Linked DNA regions of Homo sapiens: region 1 is linked to region 2. A link is a contact called in ENCODE Hi-C or POLR2A ChIA-PET data. All regions are on one chromosome and are shown on one strand. The core of a region is the stretch at or near the end of the contact, and the rest is flanking DNA. Distances in the headings are between cores, read along the strand shown.

Region 1 (4,765 bases), core at 553-3,052, 300 kb after region 2:
GGACACCCCCTTTCTTGTCTTTATTATTTTGTTTTCTTTGTACAGATATGTAGATAGCTATATATAGATATTTTGTATATATACCCACATACGTATATACATATATATTTGAATAGACTCATATGGTCTGCAGATAACTTCCCTTCCACTTCTGAGCTTAACGAGGACCTTTCAAACAGTCAACCCCCGTTGCAGGCAGTAGATTCTGCTTCCCCAGAGCAGGATTTATATTTAAAATCAGTTTGAACCCAATGGACTTCCTCAAAACAGACCCCCCAAAATGATAACAGCTTGGAGTATCAATATTTAACTTTACCTCAATTGTCACACAATAGCCCCAGCAAATCTTCAAACACAATCAGACTGAGGCATCACTTCACTGGCCTGAAGACCGGGTTGTCTCCCACCTCTGCCTTGCCCTAGGAGCGCTGGTTCTAGGGAGTCACCGGGGTCCCTGTCCCCTCCCTGAGTGTCTCCAAAGATGGGAATGGGGGTTGGAGAAGGGGTGACACAGGGCTTCTGGGAAGAAGCGAAAGAGGAGAATGGATTTTTAAACCAGAAAGTCCTGCTACTCTGGCAAGAAATTAAAGTCCAGAGACACACCTTTCCCTTGCTGTCCTCCCTGCCCGTGTTCCTTCCCCCGCGCCTCATTTCTGAGCACTGTTTTAACAAAATCCCAAAATCCGGTACTTTGGAAAGCAAAACCAAAAACTCCCTCAGAAACAAAAGTCGTTCCGCGGTGTAGATTGACACTCGTTATGTGGGGGTCTGGTTGCGGTTGGAAGACTTATCCGAGTCAGGGCTGCATTGCCAGCGCCTTTCCCAAGAGTGGAGGTTGGCGGTGCAGGCGGTGCGGCTGCCAGCCTGAGATTGTTCCGGCTCTCGTTACCTGTGCGCCCTCGCGTTACATGGTGCTCATAAATCCCGCGGCAGATTAACTGGGAAACCAAGAAAATGCCTCTATGCACCGAACCGTTGAAAAAGAACCAAAATTCTCTCAAATAGTAGCAGTCTCACACCTTGCATTGGACGTGAAACACTATAGTAAGATCAAATGTCAAAGACATCGGTTATTTTGGTGCACTTCAGCTACCTTTTCCGTTTCCAGCAAAATTGAGAAGTACGACCCCAAAAAGAATAGACACACCCATGGAAAAGACGTGTGTGTGTGTGTGTGTGTGTGTGTGTGTGTGTGTGTGTGTGTAGCTATGGTGACAACTTTTAAACACTTTTTCTGCTTAAAAAAAAAGATTCGGACAGGGTCTGGTATTGCTTTGCGTTGCAGGAAAGGGTCATTCTGGACAAGGAACCGTCTGAATTCCGAAAGCTATCCCTCAAGACTTTTCTAAACAGTGCGAGTTTCCTGGGAGTTTAATTTTGTGAGGATGCAAAATATTGCTTTGTATTGGCCTCTTTCCCCATCAGATATCCATTTTTAAAACGTCTACAGCATCTATTAAAAACATTTCCTTGGACTCGGAATCTGCAGTTCTGCAGGAAAAACAAACTGTAGCGAAAACGCAGAGAATACAGAGATGTAGAAAAAGGAAAGGTGTCCTCTGCCAAGGCTTTTGATAGTTTATTCCCCAGAGGCCAAGCGAAGGTGGGGGGGTTCCTTCGCATTTTATTATTATTATTATTATCATTTATTCATTTAAATGTTCAGTCCTTGACAAGGTATTCCCCTGCCGCGGGGTTTTGCTGGAGAATGGACGTGGGGGCGGTGGAAGGAGTCAGTGAAAGGTGGGGTGCGCAGAAAAACAAGATTCGCTTCGCAGGGGGCTGACCCGCAGCGTTCTGCTCTAATTGCCAGCAGGGGGCGCTCTGATGTTAGCTCTGGACTAGACAGCAGAGCCACTCTGTGCTTGCAAGACAGGCTTGGCAGTTTCACGCAGCTGCAAAAGGAAAGGGAGGGGGGATTGTAGTTCCTAAATCCTCAACAGCTATTCCACTTGGGTTATTTACCCTCGGTTCGAAATGCTTCTACGTCTCACTTTACCTACCCATCCCGCTTATAGTGCATCCCGTTCCCCATCCACCTCTTTCTTTTCATCGGCATCTACGCACCACATGTATAATCTCTCTCTCTCTCGCCTTGAAATATACATTAATGCAACTTATTAAATGCGACGATGAATAGTCAACATTTTTTTCGCCTGTTGGTTCCGCTGATCCAAGCAGGATTTATTTGCAGATCTCACGTCCAGGAGCCATAATGCATGATTTTTTTTTTTCCTTAAATAAAATTGGTCAAATGTTGACAACCTTTGAGCCAATCTAACACTCAAGATTAGTGATGGGAAACTAATGAGAAAATATCAGATCGCCCAGCCTGAGGGCTGCCAATTAAATCTTCGCTGATTGAAAAATAAAAGCGGACTTGGGGTGTGAGCCCAGCTCAACTTCATCTATTAATTTAACATGTTACCGGGTTTATGCCTTCTCTTCTCTAAACAGCTTCCCGTAATACAGCTTTCTCCTCTTCATCCCTCAACCTAAAAGCCAAGTGTTATTTCTCAGAATATTTCAAGTGGTCCAAATCTGGATGATCATTTCTTACATGGTAAATATTAGGCCTTTAAGCAATATGATTTAACTAATTAGAAAATTTACATCATTAAGTCTCAGGGAGAGAAAAAAAAAGAGAAACAAATCTGCCAGTCATTTTAAAGGAGACAGGCACTATTGAAGTGTGAAGAAATCGGCTCTAATTCAAAAAGGCAATCGGGCAGAAAAAGCCCTCAACATTACCCTGCTAGTTATTAATCAGAAAGGGCTCTCTCCTCCCCACACCTCCTCCCTTCTAAGCACTGAGTTTAAGTTCGTTTTTTTGTCAGTGGCCCATGTCATATTTATATTGAGGTTTTGTCTGCTAAAGGATTAAAATTTGAAAATGTTTCAATAAGAGGCAAACAGAATCCTCAAAGCGAAAAATATCCACAGAATCACCTCTCTTCCAGACAAGTAAACTTGTAATAAACAATTCTCACGCCCCTCTTATTTTTTTTAATTCTTTCGTCTTTCTTCCCATTAAGTTCCTATTTTGAAACCTGCTTGGTGAGAACTAGATAAAGTCTTTGTGTTCTGCCCCCCTCCCCCTCCTTTCTTGCATCTCCTCCCTCCTCCAAAGCGAGAAACTTAGACTGAAAGCAGAAAAGTACAAATACATTAACAAAGCCCCACTCACTTGATAAAAAGGCCATGGTCTAGGCTTACATGTCAGGAATCTAAGGGAAGGGGGCTCCGTTGGTGGGTCTACAGACAGAAGGTGATGAACTAGAAATTTCCCCCACCTATGTGTACTATTCAATATAGTGTGTGGTTAGAGAAAAAGGAAGGCAGGTGGGTGAGAATTATTTTAAAGTGTATTGTGGTGTTGTGTGGCTTTTTCTTTCTTCTCCTCTTTTCTATTCAGCTTAAAACAGCAGCCTCATTATATCTAGGTGCCCCTTCCCATCATACTCTTACTTAAGCCCTTGGTACACCACACACATCGCCTTTTCCCTAGTCTTCTCATTCCCAGCAAATTAACAGAAGAAGGAACTGCAAAAGGAACTTTGTGAGTAGTTCCATTTGGAAACCCAGGCCCTTCCTGGCATCTCTGAGGATTTGTTCTTAAACGGATATTGGCCTCAAAAAATGTAATAGCAAGCCTTAGATATTCAATTTCCCTTCATTATTATTTCTTCTTAAATTATAAAGAGGTCCCAAAGGCTCATTTTTCTGCCTTGTCCTATTCTTCTCTAATTATGTTCCCTCCTGGCCTCATTTTCTTCTCCTCCTCTCTGCCTTACTTTCTTAAAGTTTCACTACCTTGCTTCCCATCAAGTCTCTGGGCCTTAGAATTCTCAAGTCTTTGGGCTTCTGCTGACCTTGAACAGCTCCCAGCATTAATTCAATGCCATATTCCTGGTTACCAGATTTCAACTTTGCAGGAGAGAGCAGTAGCAGACCTGGGCTATTAACACACCACAGTTAATTCTCTGCGGGAACTTTTACTAGGTGGGACTTGTGGAAGGAGAAAACGTCTGTAAACAGTGCATGCTCCTGAGGGTGGGGAATGATTTCTGATATAGAAGCCAGAACACATAAAATATGGCCATATTGGTGAAAGAGCCAGTTCCGAGTTAGCATTTGGTTAAATAAGGAGAGGGAAGAGAACAGGGGGACCCTGGGAAGAGTTTAGAATGCTCCCCAAATGCAGCTCCTTTTCTGACCATTAAAGAGCAGATGTGAGTCGAACGTGCTCCCCTTTGAGAAAGATTAGAGTAAAATGGACCCCTCCGTCACTTTCAGGAGGCAGGACACAGGGAGGTGAAAATATACAAGACAATGGCCTCTGGCGCTGGTGGGCTTCCTTGGCGGGCTCCCCACCTTTTGCCCCGTCCCTCTTACAACCCTTCTTACCTTTGTTGCTTCAATTTGATATGAAACCATGGGATGTTCCTGGGCTAGGTTCCTCGAGAGGAAAAAGACCACGAGAATCAACCCGTCTCCTGCATCTACTCCGAAGTCAAGAGCATTACAATACAATTTACAGCGCCTTTAACAACTCGCAAGTAAAGCATTAAAATTCGCTTTAATTGAGAAAATATTGATTTTTAAGTCTAGAAAAAGCGAAATCGTAATTTAGCTTCAAACTTTCAGGCGAGAATATAGCGTATTATGTCGCCGTATAATGGATCCACCCTTTCCGCCCATGCAACATCACATCTTTAATTGCTCTACTTTATGAAGTGATAAAGACAAAAGATAACCCGACTTA
Region 2 (4,217 bases), core at 696-3,195:
GCTACTTATCCTCATGACCTCTAGAAGTTCCTTAACCTTTTCATGTCTTAGTTTTTTCACTCTGTACAAAAGGGAAGAGGAGGATAACAGCAATAGTACCTGCCTGGCAGGAAGTTATGAGGATTAAGCGAGTCTGTGCATGGGGAGCCTGTAAAACAATACCTAGTAAACGCCCTGTCCATTTTTATCAAGTAGTCTTACTTAGCCTATTTATTTATGGCCAAAACCGCAGTTGCTCTTGCACCAACCTAATATTTCACATAGACTATCCTCTAGACACCACGCTATATAATCTTTTATTTGTACCAGCCTGTTAATCTTAAAAACAGCCCATGCCCGGGCGAAGTGGCTAATGCCTGTAATCCCAGTACTTTGGGAGGTAGAGGCTGGAGCATCACTTCCGGTCAGGAGTTTGAGACTAGCCTGGTCAATAAAGCGAGACTTCATCTCTAGAGAAAAATTTTAAAATTAGCCAGGTGTAGTGGCATGTGCCTGTAGTCCCAACTACTCGGGAGGCTGAGGTGGGAAGATCGCTGGAGCCCAGGAGTTCGAGGGTGCAGTGAGCCACGATGGAGCCACTGCACTCCAGCCTGGGCGACAGAGTAAGACTCCATCTCTACATCAAACATACACAAATAAAACACCTCCATGAATTAAATCAGTTTTACAGACAAAAGAAATGAGGCTTCGATGGATTAAGGAATTTATTCAAGGAGGTATATCTAAAACTTCCAACCCAGGCATTATTCCAGATGAAAAATTTTAAACCACTTACAGGTTCTCTAAAGTCTAAGCACCTTTGCTTTAGTTTGCTTAAATTGTTGAAATCAGAAGAGAAACACAACACATGACCTTCTAAGAACCAAACAGATTTTAGAAAAGAGATTAAATGAGGGACTGATATCCCAACAAATTGCTTTAGGAGAACTGAGATCCATTCACAATACATATAGAAAATAAAAAAAGATTGGCTCATTACTCCAAACATTTATTGAGCGCCTACTATTTTCTGAGAACTGGGGTTACAATAAGATGCGATTTTAGACCTTGAGCAGCTAACTGCAAGGAGTGAAAGTGACTTTTTTTTTTTTTTTTGAGACGGAGTCTCGCTGTCGCCCAGGCTGGAGTGCAGTGGCGCGATCTTGGCTCACTGCAAGCTCTGCCTCTCGGGTTCACGCCATTCTCCTGCCTCAGCCTCCTGAGTAGCTGGGACTACAGGCGCCCGCCACCACGCCCGGCTAATTTTTTGTATTTTTAGTAGAGACGGGGTTTCACCGTGTTAGCCAGGATGGTCTCGATCTCCTGACCTCGTGATCCGCCCGCCTCGGCCTCCGAAAGTGCTGGGATTACAGGCGTCAGCCACCGCGCCCGGCCAAAAGTGACATTCTTTACTGCCGGCTGTTTGATGACGTCGGATTTGTTTCAAGTCTGTTTCTCAACAAGGACAAAACTGCCTTCCACGCGATGTACAGAAGTTGTAGGGCTTCCTCAACACAAGCCAAATTATGTTTACAGCGACCCTAGTGAGTTTTCCTGCTCGGACCATGACAGACTTGGTAGAGTGAAGACATGGTTTCTCGGCAGGCCAGTCCACGCTCCGAGGAGCGCTCAAACTGGCGCGTTAGGAAGTGTATTCAAATCGCGCGCTCTGGCAGGGGCTTTCGGGGGCTCACGCTGAAGGATCGCGGGGCACTCGTGAGACCTGCCGCCTGGTCTGTGCGTCAGGCCGCCCTGGCTTCTAGTAATTGGGAGAGTACAAAGCATCCCTTGTTGACCCTTTGATCCTAGGTGGGCGATGCCCTGGATTCCTACCTGCCTACTGAAACTCTGGCGCGGCGCCTTTCCAAGGGCGGCCGCTACTTCCTGGTTGGTTTGCCCTTAACTGACATGGCGGCTAGTTGCCTTCGGCGCACCACTGCGGCTGCTCAGTAAGCCAAGCTAGGGCACTCTGGTGTACAGCCAGTCCCCGCCGCGGAGGTGCCGGTGGAGCCTGGGACCGGGCGAGTCTCCGCCCCGCTTTTGCAGCTAGGGGTGTGTTTCAGGGGGGATTGGGGCAAGCCAAGCAGGCGAGGACCCGGGCCTGTGCCGCTTTGCCTACCCCTCATCCCTCGGCACCAAGGCTACTTGAGCCCCAGGGTGTTTTTTCCTTGTTCCCGCCACCTCCTGGTCCCTGGCCCAACATGATACTGACCAAAGCTCAGTACGACGAGATAGCCCAGTGCCTAGTGTCTGTGCCGCCTACCAGGCAGAGCCTGAGGAAGCTGAAGCAGAGGTTTCCCAGGTAAGTGTCCATCTCTCCCCTCTCACAGCCCTTTGCCTGCAGCAGCAGTGCCTGGGCCGCCCAGGCAGCGCTTAGGAACCACGTGTCACACATGAGTGGGGAGGAACACCAGTGTCAGGCGTTAGGAGGTCGAGGTTGGCGAAAAAAGGTTTATTCTTTCACTCGCCTTCCACACAAAACTCTTAACGGTGAGTTCATGGCAGCCTTCCAAGGCCTTGCAATTAAATTCAAGTCAACAGATATTTATGGAAAACGTGGTACGTGCTAGGTGATGGGTGAACATAGTAGGTGCTTCATAAATGACCAGAGGTTAATTGACAGATAGTAGGAATGAATGATGGGTGGGAATATGAATTGTAGATTCGAAAGGAGCAAATGGAGGACCCTTTTCAATTGGCCGTTGGAAACAAACAAGGGAGCATAGAGGTAAAGCGGCTTCATACTGTTTGACTGTGGCTTGTACTGTTAACTGTGGAATTAAGTGACCTCAAGGGTTCTCAATCCAATCAGAGAGCAGGGTACCCAGGGATTCCACTCTTGGGTCATTGGCCATTTGAACAACCAGATCTAAAGTTTCTCCATATATGTTATGCATACACACATTCCGGGTGTATTTCATACTTCCTCCCCCAAACACTTCTTTTTTCAGCGATTTTAGAATTATCCAACTTTCTAAGAAAGGACTTTGGGAATTATGTAGATTTCTCATTTTAATGAAGTGGAAACTGAGACCCCAACATTACATGAGGAACCAGTTGAGGACAACCAGGTCACTGTATTTATGTTGTGTTAAAAGCAGAGAATGTTTGTTTACTTTTTTCCTAATGAAAAACCAAATCCAAACCTGTACCATTTTGTTTTGTGGCACTGAGCATGGTTATTCCTAATGGAGAGCTTCCCCATCCTTGACGTATTCAGTCCCTGAACAAACACGACAGAAGTAATTTCTTGAGAAAAGAAAGGTAATTGGATAATAGGTATCAAAGTACAAATTGAAGCATAAGTTTAAGTTCTGTTATGACTTTGCTTTTTGAAGGACTTGGTTTTCCTAGTCTGTAAAATGAAGGAGTCTCTTTTCAATATTATCCAGATTTGATTTAGGGCAATATTTATCCCTTTATAGCCTTTAGTATTTTATCAGACTTGCTAAGAAGGAACAAAATTGACACATAATTTAATTTTCTGTCATTAACTCTTGCCAGTTCTGCACATGAACAGTGAAATGGGTGAAGACTGGTCAGCCAAGGGAATAGGTAGATTTTTCTGGGCAGTTTTAAGAAAGAGCATACATTTTGATATTCTCCTCTCACTATGTATGCAATCACTTGTAATTTTGCTTTTTTTTCTCTTCCTCTCCCTCTTTTTCTCTTTTTCGTTCTTTTCTCTAGCAAATACCTTGTCTTCTCTATAATAAGTAAGTGTCTGTTACTTTAATCAACACTTACAAAAGCCTCCCTTCTGTCTGGTGTATTCTCTTATGCTCTTTTCTTTCTTATTCATGATATACTCAAATCTTTTTCACTTCTCCCAAATGCCATACAGGGAATAAATAACAACTCTCCTTCCACAGGAAACTTTATTTAGAGAGAGCTGAACTACTAATCCGCAAAAGAAGGGATTAAAGAGCTATTTAGGGCTGGGTGTGGTGGCTCACGCCTGTAATCCCAGCGCTTTGGGAGGCCGAGATGGGAGGATCACTTGAGGCCAGGAGTTCCAGATCAGACTGGGCAACGTAGCAAAACCCCGTCTCTAATAAAAATCCAAAAAATTAGCTGGGTGTGGTGGCATGTGCCTTTAGACCCAGCTACTCAGCTACTCCTGAGGCTGAGGTGGGTGAATCACCACATCAAGGTGATTGTTACCTTGTTGCATTACAATCCATTGGCCTATTTTGAACTTGAATGGATCTTTTACCCATGCCTGATTTGTTATCATC

The links. Hi-C counts contacts between places; a loop is a spot of excess contacts on that map. ChIA-PET counts read pairs that join two places held with the same protein, here RNA polymerase II (POLR2A). Pooled maps may share reads with other maps.
Region 1: a map of endothelial cell of umbilical vein shows a loop between it and region 2 (2.7-fold over the local background). The contact joins the enhancer-like site here to the promoter of CDIN1 in region 2. A Hi-C loop is called at or near these places in 1 of 168 maps with a recorded cell type or tissue (endothelial cell of umbilical vein), 4 of 37 single-sample maps with no recorded cell type and 8 of 50 pooled maps. POLR2A ChIA-PET finds 5 or more read pairs at or near these places in 1 of 52 experiments (WTC11).

What each region holds. Positions count from the first base shown.
Region 1 is chr15:36,882,014-36,886,778 of GRCh38, forward strand. LOC145845 (a long non-coding RNA gene) reads right to left here and starts at 4,520. Exons shown (of 7, transcript NR_024264.1): 1 at 4,408-4,520; 2 at 317-519. RefSeq lists an enhancer at 1-32. Within about 2 kb of position 1,803, at least 3 of the 41 ENCODE cell types and tissues checked have a DNase peak (open chromatin) inside an H3K27ac peak, as active enhancers do.
Region 2 is chr15:36,577,681-36,581,897 of GRCh38, forward strand. It overlaps CDIN1 (CDAN1 interacting nuclease 1), which reads left to right and starts at 1,946. Exons shown (of 11, transcript NM_001321759.2): 1 at 1,946-2,281. The coding sequence starts at 2,181. RefSeq lists an enhancer at 2,065-2,184.